4 separate regions of the Homo sapiens genome follow, and regions 1, 2 and 3 are each linked to region 4. The links are chromatin loops, found by intact Hi-C in ENCODE. Cell type or tissue: heart left ventricle. All regions are shown on one strand. Region 1 overlaps LINC01637 (long intergenic non-protein coding RNA 1637). Region 2 holds the start of P2RX6 (purinergic receptor P2X 6). Region 3 overlaps CRKL (CRK like proto-oncogene, adaptor protein). Region 4 overlaps SNAP29 (synaptosome associated protein 29).

What was found. A loop is a pair of places that touch in the nucleus more often than their neighbours do. Peaks named below come from ENCODE experiments on the same cell type or tissue, not always from the same donor. Only the 100,000 strongest peaks of a DNase experiment are listed, where the experiment ranks them.
Region 1: a loop joins it to region 4, with 2.3 times the contacts of the local background. A loop is called at or near these places in 22 of 110 quality-filtered maps.
Region 2: a loop joins it to region 4, with 2.5 times the contacts of the local background. A loop is called at or near these places in 14 of 110 quality-filtered maps.
Region 3: a loop joins it to region 4, with 2.6 times the contacts of the local background. A loop is called at or near these places in 7 of 110 quality-filtered maps.

What each region holds. Positions count from the first base shown.
Region 1 is chr22:20,958,567-20,966,566 of GRCh38, forward strand. It overlaps LINC01637 (long intergenic non-protein coding RNA 1637), which reads left to right. Exons shown (of 2, transcript NR_110537.1): 2 at 5,825-6,114. It also overlaps a transcript of AIFM3 not described here. Among named protein-coding and RNA genes, the nearest start is that of AIFM3, 4.7 kb to the right of the region's middle. RefSeq lists enhancers at 3,261-3,350, 3,391-3,450. In heart left ventricle, CTCF peaks have their summits at 3,489 and 3,690; a DNase peak (open chromatin) is centred at 7,035; H3K4me3 peaks cover 1,078 bases; H3K27me3 peaks cover 2,942 bases.
Region 2 is chr22:21,010,317-21,018,316 of GRCh38, forward strand. It overlaps P2RX6 (purinergic receptor P2X 6), which reads left to right and starts at 4,849. Exons shown (of 12, transcript NM_005446.5): 1 at 4,849-5,022; 2 at 5,626-5,776; 3 at 7,673-7,744. The coding sequence starts at 4,859. THAP7-AS1 (THAP7 antisense RNA 1) reads left to right here. Exons shown (of 2, transcript NR_027051.1): 2 at 1-58. It also overlaps the pseudogene TUBA3FP. RefSeq lists enhancers at 16-831, 3,729-3,878. In heart left ventricle, no CTCF peak of the experiment used is centred here; a DNase peak (open chromatin) is centred at 4,015; H3K4me3 peaks cover 2,427 bases; H3K27ac peaks cover 2,229 bases.
Region 3 is chr22:20,931,362-20,939,361 of GRCh38, forward strand. It overlaps CRKL (CRK like proto-oncogene, adaptor protein), which reads left to right. Exons shown (of 3, transcript NM_005207.4): 2 at 2,418-2,883. Among named protein-coding and RNA genes, the nearest start is that of CRKL, 18 kb to the left of the region's middle. In heart left ventricle, no CTCF peak of the experiment used is centred here; no DNase peak of the experiment used is centred here.
Region 4 is chr22:20,882,331-20,890,330 of GRCh38, forward strand. SNAP29 (synaptosome associated protein 29) reads left to right here. Exons shown (of 5, transcript NM_004782.4): 4 at 1,141-1,239; 5 at 5,349-8,000. The coding sequence ends at 5,506. Among named protein-coding and RNA genes, the nearest start is that of SNAP29, 27 kb to the left of the region's middle. RefSeq lists an enhancer at 3,441-3,941. In heart left ventricle, CTCF peaks have their summits at 3,336 (motif pointing right) and 3,537; a DNase peak (open chromatin) is centred at 3,381; H3K27ac peaks cover 756 bases.

The sequences.
Region 1 (8,000 bases), 76 kb after region 4:
AAAATGAAAAAATTAGCTGGGCTTGGTGGCATACCTATAGTCCCAGCTACTCCACAGGCTGAGGTGGGAGGATGGTTTGAACCTGGGAGTTGGCCCAGGTGTGGTGGCTCATGCCTGTAACCCCATCACTTTGGGAGACTGAGGCAGGTGAATTACTTGAGGTTAGGAGTTTGAGACCAGCCTGGCTAATCATGGTGAAACCCCATCTCTACTAAAAATACAAAAATTAGCTGGGTGTGGTGGCCCACGCCTGTAATCCCAGCTACTCAGGAGGCTGAGGCCGGAGAATTGCTTTAACCTGGGAGGCGGAGGTTGCAGTGAGCTGAGATCGCACCATTGCACTCCAGCCTGGGCAACAAAGCAAGACTCAGTCTCAAAAAAGAAAGAAAGAAAGAAAGAAAGAAAGGCCAGGTGCGGTGGCTCATGCCTGTATTCCCAGCACTTTGGGAGGCCGAGGTGAGCGAATTGCTTGAGTCCAGGAGTTCAAGACCAGCCTGGGCAGCATGGCGAAAACCTGCCTCTACGAAAAAATTTTTAAAATTAGCCAGCCATGGTGGCACGCCCACTCCTGTAGTCCCAGCTACTCAGGAGAATGAGGTGGGAGGGTCACCTGAGCCCGGGAAGTGAAGGTTGCAGTGAGCCGTAATCGCACCACTGCACTCCAGCCTGGGCAACAGAGCGAGACCCTGTCTCAAAAGAAAAAAAAAAGAAAATATTTAAAATATTTAGGCCCAGCATGGTGGCTCATGCTTGTAATCCCAGCACTTTGGGAGGCCGAGGCAGGCAGATTGCTTGAGCTCAGGAGTTCGAGATCAGCCTGGGCAACATGGTGAAACCCTGTCTCTACCAAGAAAATACAAAAATTAGCTAGGCATGGTGACAAATGCCTGTAGTCCCAGCTACTCCGGAGGCTGAGGTGGGAGGATCCCCTGAGCCTGGGAGGTGGAGGCTGCAGTGAGCTGTCATCACGCCACTGCACTCCAGTCTGTGCCACAGAGCAGGACCCTGTATCAAAAAAAAAATATGTATTTTTAACACAATTACAAAACACTGTTTATAATTAAAAATAATAAAATGTTTGTAATAAAAAAACTTTTTCACGGCAGAATAATATTCCACTGTGTGGACTGAGACAGCTGGTTTTGTTTGTTTGTTTGTTTGTTTTTGTTTTTGTTTCATTTTGTTTTTTGTTTTTTTTTTAGACAGAGTCCCGCTCCTTCGCCCAGGCTGGAATGCAGTGGCGCGATCTCAGCTCACTGCAACCTCCACCTCCTGGGTTCAAGCAATTCTCCTGCCTCAGCCTCCCAAGTAGGTGGGATTACAGGTGCCCGCCACCATGCCCAGCTAATTTTTTTTTTTTTGTATTTTTAGTAGAGACGGGGTCTCGCCATGTTGGCCAACCTGGTCTCGAACTCCTAACCTCAGATGATCCACCTGCCTCGGCCTACTAAAGTGCTGGGATTACAGGCATGAGCCATCACGCCTGGCCTGAGACAGCTCATACTAGCTCATCGGTCACTGGGAGTGTGGAGCTTGTTGTCAATCGTGTGTGTGTGTGTGTGCACGCACGCGCGTGTGCGTGTGTTTAGAGAGGGGGTTTTGTCATGTTGCCCAGGCTGGTCTTGAACTCCAGGGCTCCAGCAATCCTCCTGCCTTGGCCTCCCAAAGAACTGGGATTACAGGTGTGAGCCACGCTCCTGGCCTGTTGCCAAATTGATGATAGAAATTCCTCATGGGGTCTAATTAAGTGCCACAGGGACAGGGCTACCCTGCAGCCCTGTGGGCTAGCTCTTGCCCAGCCCTCACTGTAGGAGTCCTCTGACCTCTTCCGCCTACCTCTTGCCTCCTTCCAGTCCAACACCAGTCTTAGATTTCTTTCCTGAAGACACATGCAACCGGGCACAGTGGCATATGCCTGTAGTCCCATCTACATGGGAGAATGAGGCAGGAGAATCCCTTGAGCCTAGGAGTTCAAGGCTGCAGTGAGCTATGATCGTACTCCTGAACTCCAGCCTGGGTGACAGAGAGAAACCCCATTTCAAAAACAAAACACATGTGATGAAGACTCCTTACCCAGCTCCCCCTGTTCCTCCAGACCAGCCAACCTCCATGCCAGGCCCCTGCCCAGAACTTCATGGCAAGCTGGACTGGACTGGCATATTCTGAGTTCTCCAGAATTTACCATCTTACCTCCTTGCCCACACTGTTTCTTCTGTGTGAATGCCCTTTTCCTCTCCTATGAACACCTACGGGCATCTGCCCTCAGCTCCTGCCACCTCCCTCCATGAGAACAGGGATTAAGACTGGCTATCCCTCACCAGGCGCGGTGGCTCATGCCTGTAATCCCGGCACTTTGGGAGGCCAAGGCAGGCAGATCACCTGGGGTCAGGAGTTCAAGACCAGCCTGACCAACATGGAGAAACCCTATCTCTACTAAAAATACAAAATTAGCCGGGCATGGTGGCACACGCCTGTAATCCCAGCTACTCGGGAGGCTGAGGCAGGAAAATTGCTTGAACCTGGGAGGCGGAGGTTACGGTGACCCCAAATCATGCCATTGCACTCCAGCCTGGGCAAAAAGAGTGAAACTCCATCTCAAAAAAAAAAAAAAAAAAAAAAAGTCCGGGCGCGGTGGCTCACACCTGTAATCCCAGCACTTTGGGAGGCCAAGGTGGGCGGATCACAAAGTCAGGAGATCGAGACCATCCTGACTCACACGGGGAAACCCTGTCTTTATGAAAAATACCAAAAAATCTTAGCCCGGCATGGTGGCAGGCGCCTGTAGTCCCAGCTACTGGGGAGGCTGAGGCAGGAGAATGGCGTGAACCCAGGAGGCGGAGCTTGCAGTGAGCCAAGATCGCGCCACTGCACTCCAGCCTGGGAGACAGAGCAAGAGTCCGTCTCAAAATAAATAAATAAATAAATAAATAAATAAATAAATAAATAAATAAGACTGGCTATCCCAGAGCCTGGGGACAGGAGAGTGTGCGCTGCAAAGCCAGCCATTTGAGGAGGGCCTAGTCTGAACTGAATAGGTCAATGGGCTGGAGCTGACTTTGGACAGAGTTGAACAACCCCAAAGAATCCAGTGGGTGCTGGGCATACAGTCGTCAGGCCTGTGTAGACAGACCTGGGCCGAGAAGAAGCTGGGCTGCAGTAGCCAGGGCAAGGCAGAGGGGCAGGAACAGGCATGGGCGATGGGGTTGGGCCCCAGTTCTTTGACCTGGGGAATCCCCCAACCTATGCTTCCATATGAATGAATCACTGTGCATCTGTGGGCACCACTGCATCAGCTTGCCCCTCCACACAGCTGCCCTTGGCTCATGTTGGCTGTGCTGTATCAGTCCTTCAACGTTTCCTGGGGATCAGTTAATTAAGTTGAGGTCTCTGCGTCTGGAAATCCGCCTCAGCCTGCAGGGAAAAGGCCCCTAGTCTTGTTTCTGCCTTCAGAACCCTGAGACAGAACAAGGAGAATCCTGCTGATTCTCAGATTGGGCTCCAGAGGGGCGACAGTGTCAATCACAATGTTAGATACTGAAGTTGGCTCAGTTCTTTTTTTTTTTTTCCTTCCCCTTCTCCCCTCCCGTCCCCTCCTTTCCTCTCCCTTCCCTTCCCCTCCCCTCCCCTTCCTCCCTTTTCTTTCTCTTTCTCTTTTTTTTTTGGCGGAGTCTCACTCTGCCATCTCACTCTGCAGTGGCGCAACCTCGGCTCACTGCAACCTCTGCCTCCTGGGTTCAAGCGATTCTCCTGCGTCAGCCTCCTGAGTAGCTGGGATTACAGGTGTGTGCCACCACACCCAGCTAATTTTTGTATTTTTAGTAGAGATGGGGTTTCATCTTGTTGGCCAGGCTGGTCTTGAACCCCTGACCTCAAGTAATCCTCCTACCTTGGTCTCCCAAAATACTGGGATTACAGGTGTGAGCCACTGCACCCGGCCTTTTTTTTTTTTTTCTTCTTTTGAGACAGGGTCTCACTTTGTCGCCCAGGCTGGATGTAGTGGCAGAATCATGGCTCACTGCAGCCTTGACTGCCCAGGCCCAAGCCATCCTCCCACCTCAGCCTCCCAAGTGGCTGGGACTACAGGCTTGCACCACCACACCAAGGTGAAGTGTTGTTTTGTTTGTTTTTTGTAGAGACAGTTTTGCCATGTTGCCCAGGCAGTGATCCTCCTGCTTCAGCCCCCACAAAGTGTTGGGATCACAGGCGTGAGCCGCTACGCCCGGCCACTTTCTTACCTAAAATACCTGCACACCCTACTTGGAGACCCTAGGGTGAGGGGAGTGGGGAACAGGAGAACCTGACAGTAGAGGGTACATGTAAGGAGGAGAGGGACAAGCTTGCTGTGTGGTGGGGTGCTCCAGGGCTGGGGGTGCCTAGGGATCCACCTCTCTCCCAGGCTGTGGAATTATCCTCCCCGCACTCACTGCTTCTCTAACCTTGGCTATCTCCTGCTGCCTTTGGGGTGTCTGATGGGCTTGAGGGACCTCCCAGCTGCTCTAGGTCATCTCACCGCAGCCATGTGCCCCATTTGGTACTGTCAAAGCTGCTGGAATATTATCGTCTTTCCAGAACTATCCCTGGGGCAATATCAGGACCTCAGGCTGCCCGGGGCTCAGAGCCCTCCTGGGTCTTCCTGGGGCCCCTGGTCCACATGCATCTCCACTAAGCCTGAGGGCCCTTCGGGAGAGGCAGCACTTTTAGCCTGCCCTTGGTTTTAGCTTTTGCTCTACGAAGATCTTGTGATTTCTGCCCCACCATGGGGCAGCAGGAACCTCAAGCACAGTGCCTGCGGCAAAGGGAGCCACAATGGACTTGCCCCAGGTCAGGCCTGCACTTGCCTTGTGTCAGGGTATCTCCCCAAGTTGCTGGCCTCAGTCCCTACACTGACCTGTTTCCCCAGCTTTATCTCTGGCACCCCAAACTCAGCAGCCCCGACCCCACTTCCCAAGCACCCCCTGTGCCTGGCTCTGTGCCTGTCATGGTGTCCTGGCAGCAGTCTGGGAGAGTATTTCAGTTACCTGCGGTGTCCTGGGAAGGCTGGAGCAGAGGGGTCCACTCACTGATTGCCAAGGTCACAGAACAGGACTTGCATTGTGCACTGGAGGCCCTGTGGTCTTGCATGAGCCTGGTAGGCCTCTCCCCTCCTGCTTCCAGCCCTCCATCTGGGAGGCCAGCCTGCCCAGGGCTGCTCTGCCACTTAGCAGCTGTGTGGCCCTGGAGAGTCCCTAACCTCACTGAACCTCAGTTTCTCCGTTTGTGAAATGGAGATAATACAAAGAGAACTTTCCTTCTCAGGCTGTTGTGATGGGTAAGGAAATAAATGCATGCAAAATCACAGCTGTAGTTACTATGAGGCACACTGTCTTCCTGGCTAGAGGAGATTCTGAAGGTGGGTGGGGCAGCAAGATCACCACGTGTATGAAATGGGGGCAGGCTGGTTGGAGACTGAGGGCACCAGCCCCAAGCACTGCCATCTGCCCTGTGATGGGACTCTCCTGTGGCAGTGGCAACGGTCCCACTGTGGAAGCAACACATGAGCTGAGAGGACTTGCCTGAACTGAGCCACATGTGCCCTCTGGGCCTGGTCACCCCACCACCTGCCCCCAGTGTGACCCATGCAGGGCCTGTTCCTGACCCTGAACGAGACCAGGACTCCCTGGGCTGCATTTCCTATCTGTAAAATTGTAGGAGGGTGGTGGTGGTGGGGGCTCGAACTTGCCCCCTGGGTGGGGTGGGGCATAAATAGTCCCAGAGGATGGCCTGGGAAGGCTGGCTGGGCCTGGCACAGGGGACTTTACTGCTGTCATTATTGTCCTCCTTACAGGAGAGGAGAGCAAGGCCCAGACCGGGGAGGAACCCACACAGCCTCTGTGCTCCAGCCTGCTTGAAAGACAAGGTCTACCTACAACGCAGAGATGCACACATTAAGGACAATGAAACACCCAAGTGTTAGGAACCAGAATAATCAGCCCTAATAGAGGGGAGGCTGATCAGGGAGGGCCTCCTGGAGGAGGAGGCACAACATCAGGGTGCACTGTGATTTCTGGAGACCCAAGGAGTTCTGGTAAATGACAGGTGAGAAAAAGAAAATGTAATAAAATATAATTGAAAACAGACCCTGGTATGTGTGGAGAGAGGGCCGGGAGGAACCTAGGACACCGGGGAACCTGAACTCCCCCAACCAGTGAAGGGAGCTGTGGGCAGCAAGGTTTGATTGGGGTTTTCTTTCTTGTGGAGGTTTCTCAGAGTGATTCAAGTTCCCCCACCCCGCCCACAGATGGTTCTGAGACTTTGGAAAGAAAGAAAAGGAAAAAAGACCCTGCCCGCGCCCCAGCTGGGCATCCCTGGGAGGTCGCGAGGATCCCCGGAGACCCAGACTCGGGCCCGGGGCGCCCCCGGCCAGAGCGGCCCCTGGCTGCCTCCCTACGCCCCGCGACTCCGGTCCGGACGCCGAGGGCCTCGGCCTGCCCCTGTCCCCCGGCCGCCCCCCACCTGCTCCGGCCCGGCGGGGCGGTGCTGGGCCCGCGGGCTCCCCGGCCGCAGTGCAAACGCAGCGCCAGACACGCCCCGCCCGCGCCTCCCCGCCCCCCCGCGCCCGCGGCCCCAAGCGGTTCCCGAGCCCAGGCCCGCGCCGAGCCCAGGTGAGCGCCCGCCCCGGGGACCCTGGTCCCCGGAACCCCGGTCCCCGCCCGCCGCCCCGCCTCTTCGCCCCGGCGCCGGGGGCCAGCGCTTGCGCTCCCAAGTCTCGGACCCCGGCCCGGCACGTTAGGGGCTGGGGGTTGGCAAGCGGGGCCAGAGGCACTGGCCGGGGTCCGAAGCTCACCTCGTCCTTCTCTCGTCCCACAACGGCCCCTTCCCGGCTCGCCGCGGGGCCCCACTGTGTGCCAGTCCCCCTTCTCGGGCTGCAAGGTCTGGCGGGGGCAACGGGACGGAGCCGGCGAGGCTGCTGGCATCGGCTTCCCAGAGAGAGGGAACTGCACGTGCAGAGGCGGGGAGAGTGGACAGAGGCTTGCCCTGAGCTCCGTGGGGGAGGGGAGAGCGCGGAGCCCCCACACTCGAAGGCAGGACTGGGATCAGATGCCACCCCTAGGACGCCTGGAAGCCACTGGGAGTCCGATCTGGGCAGGAGCCCTTGGGATGAGGCAGTGGGGGCAGGTGGCGAGAGGTGGAGGAGTGGGGAGAGGACCCTGCCCAGCCTGCACCCTGGGGGCGCCAGGAGCCCTGGGAGGGTCAGGTGGAGCAGGGGCCGCTCTGTGAGATGGGAGTAATCCAGTCCCGCCTCACAGGTCCTGGGGTCCCTGGGACAGACACAGACTCCTGCTGGGTGGTTAGCACTGGGCTCTGCTAGAACTTTTCTGCAGTGGGCAGCTCATGGGCAAGGAATAGCACTCGGGCGCTCTGCACTCTGGGGGTCCCTCCTGCCCTGCCCCTGGCAAGGACCTTTGCCTTTGAGTGGGGTGACTGGGCTCCAAGCCGATCTAGCACACAGTAGGCCGAAGGCACAGGGGCCCCACCCAGTCTCCTTCCTGGCCCAGGCCCTGGGGGATTCAGGTCCCTGGGTACTCGGGAAGGGACAGCACAGCCTGGGCAGGTCCCCAGTGGCAAGACCAGGTCTGACCTTTTCTGGGATCTGTGGCCCATCAGGTGAGGCCTGAGGTCAGCCAGGAAGGAAGCGGGCAGGGCTGAACCAGGGCTGAAACCAGGACCCAGGAAGGGACAGCCTAGTGCCCAGGGAAGGGGCAGGTGGGGCAGGTGGCAGTTGAGTTTTACAGACCTTCTTTGATGACAAGTGGGGGAAAGAGCCAAGGCACGCCCCAGTGGCTGTGGGAGCCACCGCCTCCTCCCCTGTAATGGGCACCTCGAGGACCGACAGGCGCAGGGGCCAGGCACCAAGGGTCCCTCTCCAACCTGGCCTTTTGTTTCCACCCCTTGCTCTCAGGCACCCACCCACGGCCCTTCCTGGTATCTGGACCAGACCAGGTGGGTCTCAGCCCCACCTC
Region 2 (8,000 bases), 130 kb after region 4:
AAAGAGACACCTATGTTCAGTTTGTCAAAGTCTGAAATAAGCCTGTCTTTTAATTTCACTGACTCCCAGTAGTAATTTTTTTAGAAGACAAACTGCTTCTCTGGCAGTTACACTCCAGGGCCAATTCTCAAAGGCCAAGTCTGGTGCCACCCCACTCCCTCTAAGCTGCTTGAGCCAGATGAGAGCTTCTGAAATGCTGCAGAAAAGAGCTCTCCTGGGGCATCCATTAAAATGCAGATTCACTGGCATTCCCCTAAGAGTTTGGTTCAGCAGGTCCAGGGTCAACATCTGCATGCCTCACCCAGGGTCACAGGTGATTGTTACTATTATTGGACCATTTGAGGAGAGGCAGGTAGAAGTGCAAATTCCTGGCAAAGCAAACACTCAGGGGCATGAGAGTGATGAGACCAAGGAATCCCAACCATGTCTTCTACCTCACCTGGAACAAAATCTATACCCTTTTTGCCACGGCCTACAGCCCTGCAGCCCTCTGCCCTCTCCACCCCACAGCCTGGCCACGCTTCCCTGGCTCCCTAGCCTAGGCACACTGCTGTCTGCCAGTCTGGGAAACAGGCCCGCATGCTCACTGTTCCTCTGCTTGAAATGCTCTCCCTCTGATCTTGCCATGGCTGACTCCTTCCCACCCTGCACATTTCAGCTTAAATGTCACCTCACAGAGGCCTCCCCAGCCACCTCTTTAAAGCAGGGGGTCCCCATTCTTCTCTAGAAGCATAAACTATTTGTTTCTTTTGCAGTGCCAATAATTACTCAGAATGATATTGTTAACATTGTCCCTTGAGGTCAGGAACTTGGTTTTGTTCAAGGTGGATCCCTGGTGGCTAAGTCAGTGCCCAGCACATACAGCAGCGCGCAATGAGATATTTGTGGAAGGAATGAAGAGTTCCGTGTGGCTGGAGTGGAAGAGGAGTGGGGCAAGGTGGGGTGTGGGGAGCAGGAACCAGAGCACATGCTCCCTGGCGATGTGCAGCGCGGTCCTGCCAACCCCCACCCATCCCTGCCCCAGGAAGCTGAGCTTTCATGGCCATGGTGCCCTGCGCAGGCATTACCTGCTTGGTCATTCAGCTGGTTGTAGCTCAGGTCCAGGGACTTCAGGTCTGTGTGGGCCAGCAGGAGTTCGGCAAGGTGCTGGGCCGCCTGCTCCTCCAGGCCATTCCCTGACAGCTGCATCTTCCGCATGGCCTGGTTCACTGTGAGGGCGGCACAGAGGGCCTGGGCTCCTGCCACTCCCAGCTGGTTCTCCAACAGGTCCACATCTGGGGGACGGAGCCACTCCTCAGCCAGTGGGATGCAAAGCCAGGTACCACCCCCCTCCCCCCTCTTCTGCCATCCCCCAAACCTCCAGGTCTGAGGCAGAGGAAAAGGACTTACAGGTTAACTGTCCTGGGGTTGCATGGTGGCTCTGGCTCCCAATGGCTGGGTCCCCTCTGCCCCTGACCTCCCCCTCCCTGTGTGCCCACCAGCTTCTGTGTCAAGCGGTTAAAACTGCCTACCTCCTGGTACTGTAGAGACTGCTGTGGTGGGGGGCAGCCACCCCATCAATGATTATGTCTGGCAGTGATATCACCACCCACTTCAGAAGCCCTCACTGCCCCATTGCCAGGATTGGCAATAATAGCCCAGGTGACTGTGCATGGAGCACTTACATGGGTCACACACTCTGCTGATCACTTCAGGAGTGCATTTCACTTCATGCTCACCACAGCCCCAAGCCTATGAGGTCTTGTGGGGGCCATTTCACAGATTGGAAACTGAGCTGCTTTCATAGGTCACCCCGTTTTCTCAGTGGCAGAGACAGCATTTGGATTCAGCTTCAATGAACTCCCACCTTGCCCACCCCTTTCTTGAACTTCCCCGCCCCCAACTCTCTGTGTTGCAGGACTTTCCACTCTGCATTCAGGCACTGGGGAGTCTCCCATGTGCAGGGCAGGGCAGGAGAATGGGTGCCAGCCAACAAGGAAGGAGAGTGGTGGGGTAGGGTGGATGAGGAAGGGACTTGTATCCAGCATCAGCTGCACAGCAGAGGGTCTAACTCCACCCCACATACCCCCTCCTGTGATGAGGCCCCTCCTCTATCCACCAGCAACACCAGCAGGACCCAGGTGACATGGCCCAGCTTTCAGGGGTGGAGGCACATCCCTGAGGAAAGGGAGGACTCACGCCTGCCCACCTGCCCCAGACCCAGCACCTACCGCAGATGCTGCTGCTTTTGCTCAGGGCACCTGCCAGGGCCTCTGTACCTGCCCCATAGAGCCCACTGTCCCAAAAGTTCAGCCACTTGACATATGGATTGGAGCTCAATGAGGAAGCCAGAGACCGGCGCCCTGGGACAGACAGAGCAAACACACTGGCCACTATCCTGGCTCATGCTCCAGGGCTCAGCCCGCTCCACGTCCCCCACCTGGAAAGTACCCCCCTTTCCACCTGCTTAAGGGACACATGCTTCTCCTTTTAGGCCCCACCTAGGTGTCCCCCACCCCCACCTCTCCCAGAGCCCCCAGCGGGTTAGAAGCCTGAAGGCTCCCCAACCCTTCATGCCATCTGTCATAGCATCAATCCCATCTGTCTCTCAGATGTCGAGGGTAGGGCATGCCTGGCACAGGCAGAAGCTGGGGAGTACAGGGGACAGACTCAGGGGCACTCCCATGGCTGTTGTCTCCCGGGGCCTCTCCCTGTAAGCCTGGACCCAGTGTCCTTCCAGTGGTACCTGGGGCCCCAGGCCACCGTGCAGCAGGTTCAGCTCTGGGGCACTCCCTTGGCACAGAAAGCAGAAGATGGGCACAATGCTATGGATCCAGCAAGACCTCAGGTACAGGGTGTCCCCGACCAGTTCTCCAAGTCCATGGGTGCCTGGTAGGAGACAGGGGGATGAATGTGAACCCCTGCATGGCTATAGCCACCTGCCTCCTCCCCTGCCCTGCATCACTACCTGGCCTATTTTTTGCCTCTAGAAGCACTGCTTCCTATGCTCCTTAGGACCACTGCCCGCATATGACAGATAAGAACATCGAGGCTAAGGCAACGCAAATCTTTTCCTTAAAGTCATACAGCTGTCAAAAGAAAGCTGGACAACCTGGGCAACATAGCGAGATAAAAAATTATTTAAATTAGCCAGATGTGGTAGCCCCCTGTAGTCTCAGCGACTCAGGAGGCTGAGGCAGGAGGCTCACCAGAGTGCAGAGTTCAAGGATGCAGTGAGCTATGATCCTGCCACTGCACTGAAAGCTGGGTGACAGAGCAAGACCCTGGCTCTAATAAATGAATACATAAAGTCTCACAGCTAGTGGTAGCTAATCCTGCCAGAGTCAGGCCTCTACCTGTCTGATGACAAATGGCACACTATGTCTTTTAACCTGATTGCAGACCACAAATGTTTTGTGAATATTTTCCCCAGGGAAAAAACCGGAAGTAGTTCTAAATTCTATACATCCATTATATTAGTTTTACCTGTGGATTGGGAAAACCCAGCTCTGATTGCATTTCAGGGCGGGACAGCCTTTGGTGCACTGTCTGGCGGGATTTTCCATTTTAACCTCCTTCTAGAAGCGCCTTCTCATGGTAAAGTTCCTGATGCCGCCAGGAGCGCCGAGGAGAGGGCAGGGGGCTGGAGACGCCCCGCAGAGGGCTACGTGCCCTGCTGGACAGAGGTCTCCTGCCTCCTCGGCGGCGCCAGCCCACCTCCCACAACCCCTGCGGGAGAAGCCCCCAAGGGGAGGAGACGGGCCTGGCCCCTGCCCCGAGCACCTTCCGTCTCTAGGTCGGAGTCTGAATCGGCCTTGGGACCCTGCTTGGCTTCGGGGACCCCTGCAAGACGTCCACAGGCCGCCGTCGCCTCTTCCTCCTGCTTTTTATCCTCCCCAGACCTCTGGCAGGAACCGCTCATCGTTACGCCCCTTTCGCAGCCTCAGACCCTGAGGCGGAGACCGCTTGGCGCCTCACTTAGAGCGCGACCCGGGGATGTGGGCGGAGTCTGCGGCTGCGCTGACCAATCGAGTGTGGCGTCCATCGACTGGCGTCTGCCACGGCAATTAGCGACGCGCTCCCCCGCGGCGGTCGCCCCGGCAACCCAGTGCTGTAGGTTGCCGTAGAAACCGTGGCTCTCCTGCGCTGAGGCTCCTCGCCTGAGAGGATAAACTGCACGCGCCACGGGCTATGCACTGGGCTGGGCGCCTTGTGGGCATCCTCCCTGCCTTCCTAGGGGGTTCCAGCATCGCCCCCCTTTCGTGGACTGGGAAACACGCCTGACTCCAGGACTTGTGTTGTCCTCACTGCACTGGGGAAGGTGGCGGGGGCAGCTTTTCAGGAGGGCCTGGGGAACTTCGCAGAGCCAGGTCACCCTCTCACTCTGTGCCTCTTAGTTATCTTGCATGCTCTGGTCTTTGCATACGCTGCTCCCTGCACCAGGAACCTCCATCCCCATCTTTGTCTGCTTGTCGAACTTCAGAAATCTGCAAGGGTCAGCTTAGAGGTCACTTCTTCCGGAAGCTTTCCTCAACACCCTCCCCGCCCTGCTGCTGCTGCCCTCAGGCCCTCCTCTCACAGCACTGATAACAGCTGTCCGTCTCCACCCTCCCACCACCTCCACTCCCACCCCAGGAAGTGAGGCCAGAGGGCAGGGACAGAGCTGCTGCTGTTCTCTGTGTGCCAGGGCCCAGCAAAGGGAATGTAGGGAGGGTGGGAGGTGCAGGGCAGCTGGGATTAGGGGTTGAGGGCTGGGTGTTGGAGGCTGGATCTGGATCCTGCTTTAGTGGAAGTGTCCCTTTAACAGCAACTGGCCTGGCCTGGCTCGGGCCCTGCTTTGCCTCCTGTTCAGCTGCGGCTGCAGCTGCCATGCTGACTCATGTGCCCGCAGCTAGCAGGAGCTGGCAGCATGGGCTCCCCAGGGGCTACGACAGGCTGGGGGCTTCTGGATTATAAGACGGAGAAGTATGTGATGACCAGGAACTGGCGGGTGGGCGCCCTGCAGAGGCTGCTGCAGTTTGGGATCGTGGTCTATGTGGTAGGGTAAGAGAGAAGAGCTTTTGGCCAGGCTGGAGGGGCAAGGGAAGAGGTGGGGGGTGGGGCTTGGTCCTGCTGGGTTGAAGTTGAGGGTTGGGCTGTTTAGGGGCTGGAGTGGAAGGGGGCAGATTGGGACGGGGTTGGGGAGAGCTAGGCGATACAAGACAGGAGAGCAAGAACAAGCTGTGTGTTTGTCCTGTGTGTCCACTTGCCTCCTTCCCAGGCCCCCACCCAGGCCCCACCCAGGGGGCACATGACATAGTCCTTAACATCTGTGAGAGCTGGAGCACTAGGCCCCCAGAGAGACCACCAGCTGTATCTCGGGTCAGGAGAGTCTGTAAGGGGGAAGCTGGATCTAGTCAGGCTGGGGGTGGGTGCTGGCTAGTGAAGGTGATTGTCTGAGGGCATTGGCTCTCTGATGCATGGCTGGAGCTTCTGTCTCATTCAGGGGGTCTGGAGTGGGAAGTGGGGCCAGAGAGGAGGTGGGGCCTTCGATGTTGGGCCGGGAGCCTGTAGGGTGTGGGGGGAGAACTGAGCATGTAGGGCTCAGCTCCGCCCCTGTCACTACACGCTGGGGACACACCACACTGCCCGACTTCTCCTCCCCAGGTGGGCTCTCCTCGCCAAAAAAGGCTACCAGGAGCGGGACCTGGAACCCCAGTTTTCCATCATCACCAAACTCAAAGGGGTTTCCGTCACTCAGATCAAGGAGCTTGGAAACCGGCTGTGGGATGTGGCCGACTTCGTGAAGCCACCTCAGGTGGGGGCCCTGATGTTGCTGACGGGGGCGCAAGTCCTTTCCCCACTGACAGCCTGAACACCCGCCATGCAGCCAGTGTGTGCGAGAGAGAAGCATGTGATGCCAGAGACGGCTGCGGGTTCTCAGGAAGGGCTTCACAGAGGAGTGGCACCTGGACAGGACTTTCAGGGATGTGTAGGAGGTTTTGGGGTGGAAAAAGGGGCCACTCAAGAAGCCAGGCCAGGGTTGGACGTGCTGGCTCACGCCTGTAATCCCAGCACTTTGGGAGGCCAAGGCAGGTGGATCACGAGATTGAGAGTATCCTGGCTAACACGGTGAAACCCCATCTCTATTAAAAATACAAAAAATTAGCCGGGCATGGTGGTGGGCGCCTGTAGTCGCAGCTACTCGGGAGGCTGGGGCAGGAGAATGGCATGAACCCGGGAGGTGGAGCTTGCAGTGAGCCGAGATTGCACCACTGCACTCCAGCCTGGGTGGCAAAGCGAGACTCTGTCTCAAAAAAAAAAAAAAAAAAGCCAGGCCAGAGAAACTGCATTTCCAAAGACTGCCAACAGAAAAGAAGGGAGTGTCCAGGACTAATGGCTTGAGCTTGAGAGTGGTGTGAGGTGCTGGGGCATGGAACTTCCCTGTAGCCCTGCTCCCTGACCTGGGGCACTACGGTCAGGTGCTGCTCCTCCCCTCTTCTCGGCTGCGTTTTCCTCCTCCCTCCACCCAGCTCATCCCCAGCCTCAACTGCCACTTCTGCTCCTCTGATGCCCAGGGTGTATTCCCAGTGATCACCTGCCCAGAGCACAGCTGTCTTCTAGGTGCACACCCACATGTCCAAAGATCAATTATTTTCCTCTCCTGGCATGGCCTCTGTGACGCCCACTAGTCATGGTGGCTGTGACATCCACTAGTGCCTCAGCCAGACCCGTGACTCACCCTGGACCCCTTCCTGTCCCTTCCAAGATTTTTCACCACTACCCATGCCATGCCATGCATGAGACTATGGCCTCCTAGAGGGTCCCTAGATGCCCCTCTCGCCTCCTCCCTTACTGCTCGGTGCACACCACGCAGCAGCCAAGCTGAACTTTCACACCAGGCATCATGAGAGCCTGCAGCGCCTGCTTCTACCCTCAGGAATTCCCCCAACCCTGCCCATGACGGTGTCCACACTTTCCTCCCAATCCTAATGGCTGCCACTCCCAGCACCATCTGGCCAGCCCTCACCTTCCCTTCCTGGGCATACATTCCCCAAATTCACAGTGCTCTCACGAGCAGCACTGGAGGGTCAGCCTTTCTTTCCAATGTCCTCGGCCACCCGTTGACCACAGACACAGCTTTCCCTCTTCTCCCTTGGCCCCTGCCATGCCAGTGCTGCTGTGTGTGAGATGGGAGACTCACCTCGTCTCCATCCTGAGCAGGTGCTGGGCCCAGCTCTCCCTTGGATCTTCAGTACTAGAAGCAGCAGGCTGTTGGAATATTCTGGTTGGAGCCAGGCATGGTAGCTGGAGCCTGTAGTCCCAGCTACTTGGGAGGCTGAGGCAGGAGGACCTCTTGAGTCCAGGAGTTAGAGGTTGCAGTGAGCACTGATCACAACACTACACTCCAGCCTGGGTGACGAAGTGTAATCCTGTCTCTAAATACACACATACACATGCACACACACACACAAATTTTGGTTGAGACAAGAGACTTGTCTCAAGAGATGGACATGGGCACAAGGCTTCCTGGTCTCAAAAATGGCCAGAACCACTGCCAGCCTCCCATCTCTGCTTCAGTCTGCCTTACAGGGGGACAGGGTTAATGACTTGATGGGGCCAACATCCCTTCCCTCATAAACCAGGCTGCCGGCTTCCGGCCTTTCCAGTCAACACGAGCCCAGCCAGGCCAACCTTGAGACTTGCCTCCTAGGGAGAGAACGTGTTCTTCTTGGTGACCAACTTCCTTGTGACGCCAGCCCAAGTTCAGGGCAGATGCCCAGAGGTGAGTTTACCCAGGATCCTCCCAGCGGGTCCCTTGTTCCTCCATCAGCCCCAGGGGGCCACCCGTGTTTCCCTTTCCCCTTCCCAGGTGGCTGAAGGCTCAGCCTGTGCTCGGTGTCCCCCAGGCACTGGGCTACATCTTTTCCTGAATCATTATGTTCAGTCTTCACATATCCCCTGCCTGGTAGGAAGTCCTGTGATCCCCATTTCAGAGGAGAAGACTGAGGCTCAGTGAGGTTGAGTCACTTTCTTAAGGC
Region 3 (8,000 bases), 49 kb after region 4:
GTGCCACTCTGCACTCCAGCCAGGATGACAGCAAGACCCTGTCTCAAAAAAAAGAGAAAGAAATAGAAGCAGGGATATACTTGAAGGGGTATGTGTGTGTTCATGTCGGTACATTGGATGCTTGGTGCTGCTCGGTAATTTTGAATGCCTCACATGCATTATGCCATTAATTCTCATACACCTGACAGATGCAGGGTTCGTCCCTAAGGCTGATTAGCTCATTATGAGTGAAGAGTTTAGAACCAGACTCCCTGAGTGCAAGTCTAACCTCTTCTTTGGCTCCTCATTTGTAAAATGGGGATAATAACAGCATCTACCTCACAGACTATTAAATAATCCAATCTCTTCAAAGATCGTAAACCATGCCTAGCATAGATAATAAGTATGAGCTCTTTATTATTACTCTTGCTCCTACTACTCTTGCTAGCTATTTATTTTTATTTTTATTTTATTTTATTTTATTTTTTTGAGACGGAGTCTCGCTCTGTCACCCAGGCTGGAGTGCAGTGGTGCAATCTTGGCTCACTGCAAGCTCCGCCTCCCGGGCTCACACCGTTCTCCTGCCTCAGCCTCCTGAGTAAGTGGGACTACAGGCACCCACCACCATGCCCGGCTAATTTTTTGTATTTTTAGTAGAGACGGGGTTTCACCGTGTTAGCCAGGATGGTCTCGATCTCCTGACCTCATGATCCGCCCACCTCAGCCTCCCAAAGTGCTGGGATTACAGGCATGAGCCACTGCGCCGGCCTCTTATTTATTTATGTTTTGAGACAGTCTTGTTCTGTTGCCCAGGCTGGAGTGTAATGATGCAGTCATAGCTCACTGCAGCTTCTAACTCCTGGGCTCAAGTAATGCTCCTGCCTCAGCCTCTTGAGTATCTGGGACCGCAGGTGTGTGCCACTATGCCCGGCTCATTTTTTGTCTGTTTAGTAGAGACAGGGTTTTGATATGTTGGACAGGCAGGTCTCCAAGTCATCTGCCTGCCTTGGCCTCCCAAGGTGCTGGGATTACAGGTCTGAGCCACCACGCCTGGTGGATTTATTATTTTTAATTTGGCAAGTCTGTAAGCCCTTTTTTGTTCCTTTTTTTTCAAGAGGCCAGAGGCAGAGGCCTTTGTCATTTTCTGTGTGTCCAGGGAAGTGTGCAGGATGTAAGCCATAGATTAGGACTGGGAGGAAGAGTGTGTGGTGGTTGTGACAAGGGTCCAAAGGAAGGCAGCTTCCGAACTTACTTGAGATTATAAAAATAAATTTAAACCAGGTATCTCTGTGTAATCAAAAGGTTTCTGTAAAACAGAGATGGAGTGTATGTGTGTGTGTATACTTGTAATTTGAAAAGACATTCAGAATAGTAACTTTTGGGACAGTACAGACTACAAAAATTACAACATGATAGAACCTTCTTAACTACTAAGAATATAGAAAGGAAAATAAAGCCAGGCGTGGTGGCTCACACCTGTAATGACAGCACTTTGGGAGGCTGAGGCGGGTGGATCACATGAGGCCAGCAGGAGTTTGAGACCAGCCTGGCCAACATGCCAAAATCCTGTCTCTACTAAAAATACAAAATTTAGCTGGGTATGGTGTTGCACATCTGTAATCTCAGCTACTCGGGAGGCTGAGGCAGAAAAATCACTTGAACACGGGAGGTAGAGGTTACAGTGAACTGAAATTGCGCTACTGCACTCCAGCCTGGGTGACAGAGCAAGATTCTGTCTCCAAAAAAAAGGCTGGGCTCAGTGGCTCACACCTGTAATCCCAGCACTTTGGGAGGCCGAGGCAGGCAGATCACGAGGTCAGGAGATCAAGACCATCCTGGCTAACAAGGTGAAATTCCGTCTCTACTAAAAATAGAAAAAATTAGCGGGGCGTGGTGGCATGTGCCTGTAGTCCCAGCTACTCAGGAGGCTGAGGCAGGAGAATTGCTTGAACTTGGGATGCAGAGGTTGCAGTGAGCTGAGATCCTGCCACTGCACTCCAGCCTGGGCAACAGAACAAGACTCCATCTCCAAAAAAAATGTAGAGGCCGGGCATGGTGGCTCATGCTTGTAATCCCAGCACGTTGGGAGGCCGAGGTGCGTGGATCGCCCGAGGTCAGGAGTTCAAGACCAGCCTGGCCAACATGGTGAAACCCCTTCTCTACTAAAAATAAAAAAAGTTACCTGGGCGTGGTAGTGGGCGCCTGTAATCCCAGCTACTCAGGAGGCTGAGGCAGGAGCATCACTTGAACCTGGGAGGCAGAGTTTGCAGTGAGCTAAGATCACGCTATTGCACTCCAGCCTGGGCGACAAGAGCAAAACTTGTCTCATAAAAAAGGAAAATAATTTATTATAGAGGAGAGTGGTATATTAAGAAGTTTGACAGGCACTGGCTTAGAGTAAGATTTTTCTCTTAGAGTAATTTTCTTTCTCTCTTAAGGTATCCAAGCCCACCAATGGGATCTGTCTCAGCACCCAACCTGCCTACAGCAGAAGATAACCTGGAATATGTACGGACTCTGTATGATTTTCCTGGGAATGATGCCGAAGACCTGCCCTTTAAAAAGGGTGAGATCCTAGTGATAATAGAGAAGCCTGAAGAACAGTGGTGGAGTGCCCGGAACAAGGATGGCCGGGTTGGGATGATTCCTGTCCCTTATGTCGAAAAGCTTGTGAGATCCTCACCACACGGAAAGCATGGAAATAGGAATTCCAACAGTTATGGGATCCCAGAACCTGCTCATGCATACGCTCAACCTCAGACCACAACTCCTCTACCTGCAGTTTCCGGTTCTCCTGGGGCAGCAATCACCCCTTTGCCATCCACACAGAATGGACCTGTCTTTGCGAAAGCAATCCAGAAAAGAGTACCCTGTGCTTATGACAAGACTGCCTTGGCATTAGAGGTAAAATCTGTTCAGATTAGCTTTTTGGGTCCTTTGACATTTGGTTTTAATTTTTAGTTTTAGTTTAGTTTCTGCTCATTTAAGCTTATATTCATGGAATTAGAGCACTGGATGATTTTGGAAGATACGCACTGTTAGCGTTTCATTTTAAAATTTTTTTATAGAGACGAGGTCTCTAATTTTAAAAGAGTTGTTTGCCCAGGCTGATTTCGAGGTCCTGGCCTCAAGCAATCCTCCTACCTCGACCTCCCAAAGTACTGGGATTACAGATGTGAGCCACCATGCCTGGCCCATTATTAGTGTTTCACAGCTTGTTTTGTTCTGTCCTATTCCTTGTTTGCCCCAAATTCTCAGCCTTCTTGCTCTTTCTTGTTCCCAAAGCCTAACAGATTTAGTTTTGCAGTTGTTGGTTTTTCTTCCAGTAAGGAAAGATAATGATTAAGGAAGACCCATGACCTAGAGGCAAAATCAACATATATGGTTCTGTATTTCTAACATTGGAATCAGTTGAGAAATATGAAAATGTCTTAGAATTTCTCTTGAGCTTGGTAGAGGAATGAATTTTTTTTTTTTTTTTTTTTTTTTTTGAGATGGAGTCTCACTCTGTCGCCCAGGCTGGAGTTCAGTGGCTCAATCTCCGCTCACTGCAAGCTCCACCTCCTGGGTTCACACCATTCTCCTACCTCAGCCTCCCAAGTAGCTGGAACGACAGGCACCCGCCACCACGCCTGGCTAATTTTTTTGTATTTTCAGTAGAGACAGGGTTTCACCGTATTAGCCAGGATGGTGTCGATCTCCTGACCTCGTGATCTGCCTATCTTGGCCTCCTAAAGTGCTGGGATTACAGGTGTGAGCCACCGTGCCCGGCCCAGGAATGATTTTTTTTGAGATGGAGTCTTACTTTGTCACCCAGGCTCCAGCACAGTGGCATGATCTTGCCTCATGGCAACGTCTGCCTCCTGGGTTCAAATGATTATCCTGCCTCAGCCTCCTTAGTAGCTGGGATTACAGATGCCTGCCACCATGCCCGTCGAATTTTTGTATTTTTAGTATAGATGGGGTTTCACCATGTTGGCCAGGCTGGTTTTGAACTCCTGACCTCAGGCGATCTGCCTGCCTTGGCCTCCCAAAGTGCTGGGATTACAGACATGTGCGACCACGCCCAGCCATAGAGGAATGATTTTAAAATACATCAGCCCTTGCTTGTTATGGATTTTGTAAATTAGAATAGCATGAAATAGAACTTGAACATTTTAATTACCAAGTCATTTTCTTTTCTTTTTTTTTTTTTTGAGACAGAGTCTCGCTCTATTGCCTTGTTGCCTAAGCTGGAGTGCAGTGGCGTGATCTTGGCTCACTGCATCCTCCGCCTCCTGAGTTCAAGTGATTCTCCTGCCTCAGCCTCCCGAGTAGCGGGGCTACAGGCATGCACCACCCTGCCCGGCTAATTTTTGTATTTTTAGTAGAGACGGGGTTTCACCATGTTGGCCAGGCTGGTCTCGAACTCCTGACCTCAGGTGACCCACCCACCTTAGCCCGCAAGTGCTGGGATTACAGGCATGATCCACTGCACTTGGCCAAGTCATTTTCTTCTAACTAAATATTACTTTTTAAAAAAACTCTTTCTCAGCTGGGCACAGTGGCTCATGCCTGTAATCCCAGCACTTTGGGAGGGCGAGGCTGGTGGATAACTTGAGGTCTGGAGTTTGAGACCAGTCTGGTCACAGACATGGTGAAACCCCATCTCTACCAAAAAATACAAAAATGAGCCAGACGTGGTGGGCATGCACCTGTAGCCTCAGCTACTCAGGAGACTGAGGTGGAACAATTGCTTGAACCAGGTAATTAGAGGTTGCAGTGAGCCGAGATCATGACACTGCATTTAAGCCTGGGCAATAGGGTGAGACCCTATCTCAAAAAAAGGGGGGAGAATGTTGAGAGAGAGCCTAAGTGCATTTCAGAAGGATGAAGTAAGGGACCCTCTTGCTTCAAAAAAACCAAATCCTGACTCACCAAACAGCCTGCCCACAGATAAAAGTTAGCTAGAATTGGTTTCATGGGTATTTTTCCATAGGTTGTCCTCAGTGTTTTTTTGTTTTTGTTTTTGTTTTGTTTTGTTTTGAGACGGAGTTTCGCTCTTGTTGCCCAGGCTGGAGTGCAATGGCACGATCTCGGTTCACTGCAACCTCCGCCTCCTGGATTCAAGCCATTCTCCTGCCTCAGCCTCCGGAGTAGCTGGGATTACAGGCATGTGCCACCATGCCCGGCTAATTTTTTTGTATTTTTAATAGAGACGGGGTTTCTCCATGTTGGTGAGGCTGGTCTCGAACTGCTGACTTCAGGTGATCTGCCCACCTCGGCCTCCCAAAGTGCTGGGATTACAGGCGTGAGCTACCATGCCTGGCCCTCAAGTTTTTCTTTGGACCAGTAGTAGTATCTGAATGAACTGCACCTGAAGGTTTGTTTCAATGTTTGATTTTTTGCCTCCCTTTCATGTTGGCTATAAGGAAAAGGAGCATTTGAGGCTGTGGTGGGGGTCAGGGACTGAGAGGCTCCAGGTCTCAGGAGGCTGCCTCCACAGATAGGAGTGCTGGCTGAGCAGGCCTTCCAGCTTTCTTTCCTTTTTTTTTTTTCGAGATGGAGTCTCATTTGTTGCCCAAGCTGGAGTGCAGTTGATAGAATCTCAGCTCACTGCAACCTCTGCCTCCTGGGCTCAAGCGATTCTTCTGCTTCAGCCTCTCAAGTAGCTGGGATTACAGGTGCCCGCCACCATACCCAACTGTTTTTAGTAGAGACCGGGTTTCACTATGTTGGCCAGGCTGGTCTTGAACTCCTAGCCTCTGATCATCTGCCCGCCTCAGCCTCCCAAAGTGCTCGGATTACAGGCGTGAGCCGCTGCACCTGGCCAGGCCTTCCAGCTTTCTCACCCACACACAGACCTGCCTAGGCACAGGTGCATGCCTCTGGCCTGGTCTATGCCTCAGCACCTTGGTGCTCTGGGCTGTTAATACCCTGTAGCATGCATTGTGTTTTCAGCCTTTTGAGGCATTTTCACGTCCATCATAGCATAGGATTGGGGAGCTAGGAGTCAGAGTGGGTGTGACTCGTGTGTGTTTGGCAGCTGCTCGTTGAGAACCTTGAAAGTCGAGGCTCCCAGTCAGAATTTTAGGTACCTGCCTGTTGACCTCTGGCTCTAGGATGTGTGTTTTAGAAACCTGTATCTAGTGTGCGTGCGTGTGTGCTCACTGGAGCGAGTACTAGGAGGTTGTAGGGAGGAATACCAGGTATTACAGAAGGGATCACTTAGAGCTTGGTGAGTGGGTGGATAAGTAGGTGCCTGAGAGAGGTCAGGAGTAGGAGGAAGGAAGCCTGGTTAATGATTGTGTATTTTAAGATAACCTACATACTTGGCCATACATAGTTCCTAGTCTCTCTGGCCCCAGAGAGAGGTTCTCCACACCTGAGCCTCATGACACTAACCCAGCCAGCTGAGCTTCAGCCAAGGGTTTGTTTGGTGCTTGACTGAGAGAGAATGTAAATGGGACCTGAGAAATAGACCTTTACCAAATTCCATTTAGTGGTATTTTGCTTTCTGAATATTTAAATGAAACTTTAGGTTATAGCATAAGTAAATTTTTTTTTTTTTCGAGACTGAGTCTCTGTCACTCAGGCTGGAGTGCAGTGGCATGATCTCCGCTCGCTGCAACCTCCACCTCACGGGTTTAAGCGATTCTCATGCCTCAGCCTCCTGAGTAGCTGGGGTAAATGTTTTTATGATTGTTATCTTCTAAAACTATTATTAGGATAGTGGTGCCTGTCTGATCTTGTTAAAAACAACTCTTGGGACTTTTGCAATTAGGTTACTAGGAAAAGTATTAAAATTAAAATGAGAAACAGACAAGTAGGACAAAATGTGCTGATAATTGAAGCTTCGTTATTCCCCTAGATAGTATTACAGAGAATGATGATGGCTTAGGTGACTTTATTCCTTAAATTATTTTACAATTTTTTTTAATCTTGATTTTCAAAAGAGGATTCCTGTAAGTAAAGAGATATTTTAAAACCAGTTTGTGTTTAGCTATTTTCTTTTCTTGCTGACTTTTCTGCAAGGAAAGAGTTGATCCTGAGATTTGATTTGAAGGGGAATACTTGGTATCTGTAAGGTGAGTAGAGCTTGTGTGATGAGACTAACGTCACTGAATAGCTGTAGACAGGTGAGCATGCTGGGCAAAGGGCAAAAGTGGCAAAAGACAGCCAGGGCAGTGGGCTGTTGCCATATCACGAAGGGCTGAGCTGAGGAGATTAACAATTTTCTTGCATTGCCTTCATTTGAGTCATGAAACAGCCAGTTTCTCACAACTGACAAGGTCAGGTTTACAGGCAATTTCTTTTTATATATTAATTTTTAAATTTAGAGCAAATGCTTGACTGTCATGTAATAATATCATTCTCATTCATTTGCATTCCAGTATGCTTTTCTGACTAAAACGGAAGAAATAGCAACTTTAGAATTGTACTTAACCCTGGGTACACACACCCATGACTATTTGTATGAAAATTTGTATTTAAGTGTCTAAATGCAGCCTCACCTGTGCTTTTCCCCCATGGTGTGGCATAAGAAAACAATTGGTGACACAAGCTGGGGATCTGTGGGAATTGAAGTCAGTGAAACAGATCGTGTGGAGGAAAAATAGTTTCCCAGGCTTACAAGTGAGACTTAAAGTGATTTGGGATGGAATTGGTATAAATCAAGCAGAAAGGTTGTATTGATACCTTAGGTCATTTAGTTCAATCATTTTCCCTGTGCTTTTAGCCCTCTTCAGAGTCTAACTCCATGGCCCTCCAGTCTCAACTTGGACACCTCCAAAAAAACATTCACTTCAACAAAAGTTTATTGAGTGCCTATTATGTGACAGGCTAGGAACTTGGGATACAGTAGTGAACAAAACAAAGATGTATTTCCTGTGGCACATCTGGAACATAAGTTGCTTTTTTTTTTTTTTTTTTTTTTTTTGAGACAGAGTCTTGCTCTGTCTCCCAGGCTGGAGTGCAGTGGCGCCATCTTGGCTCACTGCAAGCTCCGCCTCCCGGGTTCACGCCATTCTCCTGCCTCAGCC
Region 4 (8,000 bases):
CATTCCACTTCTATCAAGTGATAGGCCCAGAAACATCCCTTATCTGGAAAGGAATTTAGGGCTCCTGGGGCCTCCTCCATAGGCCCCCACAATAGCCAGGTACATTGAAATTGGTGCTAGAAACCAAAGGCTTACTGTGCTGCCTTCAAGAAAACGATACACCATGGAAGCTCTGGAACCCACCATGGTTGTGGTTGATGCAGCTGAGGAGAGCCCAGATGGAGGAAGAGCGGGGAGCAGGAGAGACTAACATCATCAGCACAGTTCATTCTGGAAAGGCAAGTGGAGGAAGTGAGTGTAAATTGAAAGGCAAGGGCTGGGAAAACCGGCCTCATCACACCCTGGAGAAGGGGCACAGGACACTGCACCCAAGACACAATTTTAAGGAATTAAAGAGAGTTTTTATTTGTGCAGTATATATTAACTTAAAAGACTGAAGAAAAAATCGACACAGTTTGCAGAATGGTTTCAGTTGGTTGGTGCTGGAGGAAATGTGCTAAGTCTAGAAAGTGAAGTTTCCCTGAAAGAGATAAACCGGGATGACAGGGCTTTTCCGTGTGCGTTTAGAAACTGAAGTTCATTCAAGCCAAGAAAGATAATTTTAAAAAAGAAGAAACTAAAAGTTCAAGGAAGATTTCTTGTGGCAAATGTGCATTATTTAACATTTCTTTTTTTTTTTTTTGCGTATTTGTTTCAAGTGCAAAGATAGTGTAGAAATAAATTTCAGAAAGAAACGAAATTACCCATAATTCCATTTATGTAACGTAACAATTTGTATTTTTATACTTTGTCCACAGACTGTGTAGTTTTGCATTATTGCAGTTCCACTTCTGTATTGTCACTTGTGTGACTCTGTCTTTCCTGAGCTTGTGCACCAGGAGTTAGGTGACCCTTAATTTGAGGGTGTTTGATCTCCCAAGTACTGAGGGAAAGTGAGAACCCTCTCCTACCCCGTGGAAGCGTCTCTTCTTCTGGCCCATGAGCCTGCGCTGTGCTCCTCCCTCATCCCTCTGGATAGCCTCAGAACCAACCCCTTCGTTCCTTCCACCCATTTTCCAGATGAAATTGTTTTGGGTGTGTGAAGCAGCATTTGAAGGAATGTCAATTAACCGCTCTCCTGGTGTTTCCTTCTAAACTTAGACCCTGTCCCCAGAGGGGCTGGTTCTGCCATGAGTACTGATGCTTACCCAAAGAACCCACACCTTCGAGCCTATCACCAGAAGATCGACAGCAACCTAGGTAAGACTGAGCACCACACCAGCTTCTGTAAGCCACTGTCCTTCAGGCAGCTTACGCCAAGCATAGCCCCTGCATGAGCATCCTCCAGCTTCAGTTCCCTCACCACACATCACATCCCACGCCAAGCTGGGTCCATCTTGCCACCTCACTGTCTCTGGAATCTCTCCACTTCTCACCATTTCCTACTTCTAGCCCAGCCGAGCCCTCCCCACCTCTCACTTTCATGAACAGCACCAGGGACCCAGGAGTCCCTGAGAGGCCATAAAGTATAGCCTGGACGTGACCGCTCACTTCATCCTTCCCACCTGGCCACTCAGAGCCCTGTTTTCCTCCTTGTGAAATGGGCTACCTCTGAGAACAGTGGAAAGGTTACCTGAGCCAGAAAGTGCCTGGGATGGTAAGAGTTAGTGCTCGTGTTGCAATTGGCACTTTGGCCACACAGCCTCCAGCATGATGTTTCAAAACGGAAGGGTGTGCAGGGGGCCGGGCGCAGTGGCTCACGCCTGCAATCCCAGCACTTTGGGAGGCCAAGGCGGGTGGATCACCCGAGGTCAGGAGTTCAAGACCAGCCTGACCAACATGGTGAAACCCTGTCTCTACTAAAAATACAAAAATTAGCCGGGCGTGGTGGCAGGCGCCTGTAATCCCAGCTATCGGGTGGCTGAGGCAGGAGAATCACTTGAACCCGGGAGGCAGAGGTTGCAGTGAGCCAAGATCGCACCATTGCACTCCAACCTGGGCAACAAGAGCGAAACTCCACCTAAAAAAAAAAAAAAAGAAGAAGTGAAGGGTATATTCTTCCAGAACTCTCTCATGGAACCCCACACACTCACAGTGCAGTCCAGGCTCTCTTTGGCTGCCCTAGTCCCTTCTGCCCTCATCACCTGCAGGCTCGTGTGGGATTTCTGATGTGAGTTCTTTCTGCCTCGTGGCCCCTATCTGCCTGGATGGGCTCCCCCGACTCTCTGTAGGCTGGCTCCTTCTCTTTCTGTCAGTCTTGCATTAGTATGGCCTCCTCTCCCTGTCTCTCAGGACCCTTGTGTTTCCAGGGGGCTGCCCTGGCCGTTTGTGATTGTGTATCTGCTGGTTTGCCTGCTGTCTTCCCAATCAGACTGTAGATTCCAGGACAGCATGGGAGTGTTTCCATTTTGTCACTACTTTGTATCTGGGGCCCAGCAGGCAAGCACTTAGTGATTATGTTTTGTTTTGTTTTGTTTTGTTTTGAGACAGAGTTTTGCTTTTGTTGCCCAGGCTGCAGTGCAATGGTGCAATCTCAGCTCACTGCAACCGCTGCCTCCTGGGTTCAAGCGATTCTCCTGCCTCGGCCTCCCGAGTAGCTGGAATTACAGACATGCACCACCATGCTCAGCTAATTTTGTATTTTTAGTAGAGATGAGGTTTCTCCTTGTTGGTCAGGCTGGTCTCGAACTCCCGACCTCAGGTGACCCGCCTGTCTCGGCCTCCCAAAGTGCTGGGATTATAGGTGTGAGCCACTGCGCCCTAGCCAGTGATTATTTTTTGAATGGAAAAGTCAGTTACTTGAAATTCAAGTAGGTGTTGGCCTGTGGGCAGTTCTGTGAGTTTATTCTAAGTAGTGTCTCAGACTTGCTGCCTCCTCCTACCGCTACTCCCTGAGCAGAAATCTCCCCCGTGGTGACCTGGGTCACCCTGTCAGTCTCCCACCCCCTGTTAGGAGTTGGCAAAGTGTAGGGGACAAATAATAAAATCCTCCCCTGCTGTAAAGGTATCTAGTGGAAGGCAAAACTGAAACCCATGAAGATGCACATGGAGTGTCTGTGCACGGGTTTTCTCCTGCTTGCTGTCTGGGAAGCCCCAGACAGCTGCCACCTCCTTCTATGCCCTGGACTCTGTCCTCCAGAGCCAAAGACTTATCTGAGGCAGAAGGTGTGTCTGCCCAGATCTAACCACTCCAGAGAAGCCCAGAGAGGCGTGAAAGCCCTTTGTCCTTCACTGCGAGAAAGGGAGAGGTTAGGGCTAGTGGTATGGTTGGTGCCTGCTGGCAGAAGTGGGAGAAGGGACTTTGAGGAAGGATACTGCATTCAGAGGCAGGAAGAAGTGCTGAGTACTGCCCGCCACTAGGAGGTGCTGAGGGTGCACAGTTGGCACTGTGGACGAGCAGCTGGGCAGTTACCGGCAGGACGCAGTCTAGAGTAGGAGGTGGGCCTGGGCAGAAGGGCGAGTGGCTAGTTCAGAGCTCAGCCCTCTGGCCCTGCTGACACAGGCCAGGCCGGTCCACTCTGGTGGGGCAGGGAGTGTTGCCTTTGTTCACACTCTTCCCGTCTTAACACTATCTCCCTGCTATTTCAGGATCTCAGGCAAGCTCTCTGGACTCCAGCGCCCTGGCCTGGTGGTTTTACATTATCACACATTTTATCTCAGCCTCTCTGTTTGCTTATCCTTTGCTGCCCTGGCTGCCAGTGAGCTTCCTCCTGAGGCCTGAGGCAACCACAGGCTCTGCTCTCCATGGAGCACGAGGCCATGAATTTTAGTAAGCTTAAGAAGCAAAGAGCTGAAGACTTATCTTTTTTTTTTTTTTAATTTTAATTATACTGTTTTTCTCTTTCTTTTCTTTTCTTTTTTAGAAATGGAGTCTCGCTTTGTTGCCCAGGCTAGTCTCCAACTTCTGGGCTCAAGTGATCCTCCCACCTCAGCCTCCCAGAGTGCTGGGATTACAAGCATGAGCCACTGTGCCTGACTTGAAGACAATCTTTTTATTTTTATATTTTTTAATTTCTTTCTGAGAGTTTTACTCTGTCGCCCAGGCTAGAGTGCAGTGGCACAATCTCAGCTCACTGCAGCCTCTGCCTGCTGGGTTCAAGTGATTCTCATGCCTCAGCCTCCCGAGTAGCTGGGATTACAAGGTGTGCACCACCATGCCCAGCTAATTTTTGTATTTTTAGTAGAGACGGGGTTTCACCATGTTAGCCAGGATGGTCTCGATCTCCTGACCTCAAGTGATCCACCCACCTCGGCCTCCCAAAGTGCTGGGATTACAGGCATGAGCCACCACACTCAGCCTATCTTTTTATTTCATTTTTTGAGACGGAGTCTTGCTCTGTCGCCCAGGTTGGAGTGCAGTGCATTGATCTCAGCTTACTGCAACCTCCTCCTCTCAGGTTCAAGTGATTCTCTTGCCTCAGCCTCCCGAGTAGCAGGGAATACAGGCATGCACCACCACATCTGGCTAATTTTTATATTTTTTAGTAGAGATGGGGTTTCACCATGTTGGCCAAGCTGGCCTCAAAATCCCGACCTCATACGATCCACCCACCTCAGCCTCTCAAAGTGCTGGGATTACAGGCATGAGCCATTGTACCCGGCCAAAACTACCTTTTTAAAAAAACTGATTTTGGCCGGGCGCGGTGGCTCACGCCTGTAATCCTAGCACTTTGGGAGGCCAAGACGGGCGGATCACAAGGTAAGGAGTTCGAGACCAGCCTGGCCAATATGGTGAAACCCTATCTCTACTAAAAATACAAAAAAAATTAGTCGGGTGTGGTGGCGTGTGCCTGTAGTCCCAGCTACTCAGGAGGCTGAGGCAGAAGAATTGCTTGAACCCAGGAGACGGAGGTTGCAGTGAGCCGAGATCATGGCACTGCACTCCAGCCTGGACAAAAGAGCAAAATGCTGTCTCAAAAAAAAAAAAAACAAAAAACTGATTTTGCTTAGATTTGTGGTACCAGTGCTAAGCCTTTGTGTATCCTGATCCTTTTTCTCTTAGTGTTTTATATTTAATCTTGCAAGTAAGAAGGCTTACAAAGCACCACCTCTTCTCTCTCCTCTCTGGCTCTTTCCTGGCTGCTGTTCCTAGTAAAAAGGCAGAAAGCAGCCCTGGGCATATCTCCCTACCCCCAGCGTGCACAAACACACACACACATACACACACACACACACAGTCACAAACCTGGGAAAAGGCTTTACTCTTCACCCTGACAGAATCAATTAAGTCAAGACTCATCTCTGCAGTGGGTGCAGTCCCCCCAGGCAACACAGATCCCTGTCTCTCCCACTTACCCACACCATCAAGAAGCATTTGCAGGTGCCGTGACTGTTTGCTCATGCCTGCGTGTCATTTCCTCCTCCTGCAGATGAGCTGTCCATGGGACTGGGTCGTCTGAAGGACATAGCCCTGGGGATGCAGACAGAAATTGAGGAGCAAGATGACATTCTTGACCGGCTGACAACCAAAGTGGACAAGTTAGATGTCAACATAAAAAGCACAGAAAGAAAAGTTCGACAACTCTGAAGACAGACGGATTTCCACTCTATTGTGATGAAAAGATTTGAAAGATCTTTTTTTGAACTTCCAAGAAATTTCATTTACTATTTTAGTATGTAAATTAATGTGTGTTTGCAAATGTTATAATAGAGTAGGTCTTAAGACATTTTTGCTGTTATAAGGAAGTGTTTGTCCCACATTTTCCTAGGGTTAACACCTCACCAAGTTCTTCCAGCAAAATGCTTATTAGAGTTTTTGTCTGAGCACAGTAGCCTGGCCCTGCATATCTTGGGCGTTTGATTACCATGCTGGAATAAGAAGAGTTGCATTTCTCATTTTAATGAGCATATGGAAAGATGGGAACAGAATTTCAGTCTTGCAGCCATGAGCCTCTATTTCTCATTCCTAAGCCTTACCATGAGTCAGAGTGTTAAGGGGGCCTGTGAACCAGTCGTTTGGTGGAGGAGGGTCCTTCCCACACCTTTGTTTAGGAGTCATCATTCACACACACACACACACACACACACACACACACACACACACACACTCTCTGAGCACATTATCTGTGATTCTTTCATCCTCCCAGAAAGGATCAGTGTTAGAATGGGAAATAGAGTGTGCCATCTTGCTCTTTTGTTGGCAGATGTCCCCGCTTCCCTCCAGCCCCCCATCCTTGGCATGTATATTAGTAGGAGGGCTTCACACCAGCACTGCTCACTGCGACTCCTGGAAATGTGTGGGGAATTGGGTGAGCCCCTCTTCCCCACGTGCTCCCATCTGTAACTCTCCATCTGTGATTTGCAACAGGTCTTCCACTGGCTCGAGGCTGCGAGGCTGACCGACAGGGGCGCCCAATAGAGTTTGTGGGAATGGAGTATTGCACAGATGCAGCTGCACAATGGTCTTCCTCCACCCCTCTGGGAATCACCATTAGGCAGGCCTCAGTAGGGCAAAATGTTTATTTGGTACCGGGGGTCTCCTGACCTGTCTAGCATTCCCACCCACTCTTCTGCACTTCTTGCAAGGTAACTTGAATCATCACTTATTTCTCTGCCACCTGGTTTTAGGACTGGCACTCTATAAATGACGCTGACTTTGTATAGAAGGATTTTGCTAAGGGGGCAAAAAGCCCAGATACCATTTTAACTGGCCCAGTTCATTTTCTCCTTTCATTTTACAAAAGAAATCATGCAGAAGCATCAATTAAAACTGATTTATTTATGTTGGTACATCCAACAAAATAGTTGGAGCCACAAGGCCCTTGTCTTTTTAAAAAAACAAAATATTTTGAAGATGGTGAAAGTGACTGATTTTAATAATGAGATAGGTCACTTAAAATAACAGTGCCTTTGACCTTAAAACATGGCACTGGCCCATGTGACCTTTGCCATTTCCCAGTACTTCCCTTTACAGTCTGCAGCCTATAAACAGTGGTGTCTCAAAGCAAAGGAAACCTCCACAAGTGCTGCAACAGTGCATTAGTTTTTATGTAGCAATTTGTTTATAAAAATTCCCATCCCATAATGCATGACCTTCCTAAAAATATCCACAGCCTCCATAGGCAAGGTGAGCTTTCTGTGCTACCCACTTGTTAGATTCCAGCCACCTCAGGGATTCTGATCCATGTCATTAACGACCATCCCAGGGTGTGAGGGCCTGATTAAAGCTTATCGAACTAGACATTTGTTTATTAGATGAGCTCGGCATTATTATTTTCTCAATAACTGGTAGAAGGGAAATTTTAAACATAACACTCAACCCAAACAAAACTACTTCGTGAGGCTTTCAGCAAAAAGGCTGCTTAAAAGCATGAACCCGGGATGCAGAGCAGCTTTTGTGCACGGTTCCACTTACTGTAATTGTTTCTGGTTCTTTCCTCTAACACCTTCCATGTATGTCAACTTTTTATCACCGTCAGGCATAGACTCGTGGAGATTAGTCATTATAGCTCAGACCTAAGCTAATTATTTAAAATAAATACATGTAAAGGCCACTGCCACATTCTCAGCAGACTTCCACTTGCCTAATGAGATTAGTGATTCAACTGACTTGAAGCACAGTAACATCTTATTTTATGCACATTCCCTGTCTTTTGCTGGACTGATGAAGCCAGTCACCCGCCCTTCTCTGTTTTTTGGTTTTTTTTTTCTTAACCCCAGGTATATGGAAGGGGAGTTGCCTTCACTTTTCTGGAAATTTGTCTTCGTCTGACATATTAGAGGGCCTCGTTTTGTCCTGTTCTTGTTCAGACCCTCTCGTTCTACGTCCTGTGCTGAGGGGACTGTCCGTAAGCTACAGGACAGCGAGCTGGTCCTTTCTGCCACTTCTTCCCCACTCCCATGCCCAGGAAGGCCTGGTTGCTGATGCTACTTTATAAATGAGTTGCTTGCATTTTCACAGAGAATGAAGGAAGACGTAACATGGCTCCAGAAACTTTTCACATGATGATTGGGATCGACAAAAAAATGCTACCCTCTAGACTAGACACATTTCATGGAGACAAGCAAAATGGTGCCAGGGC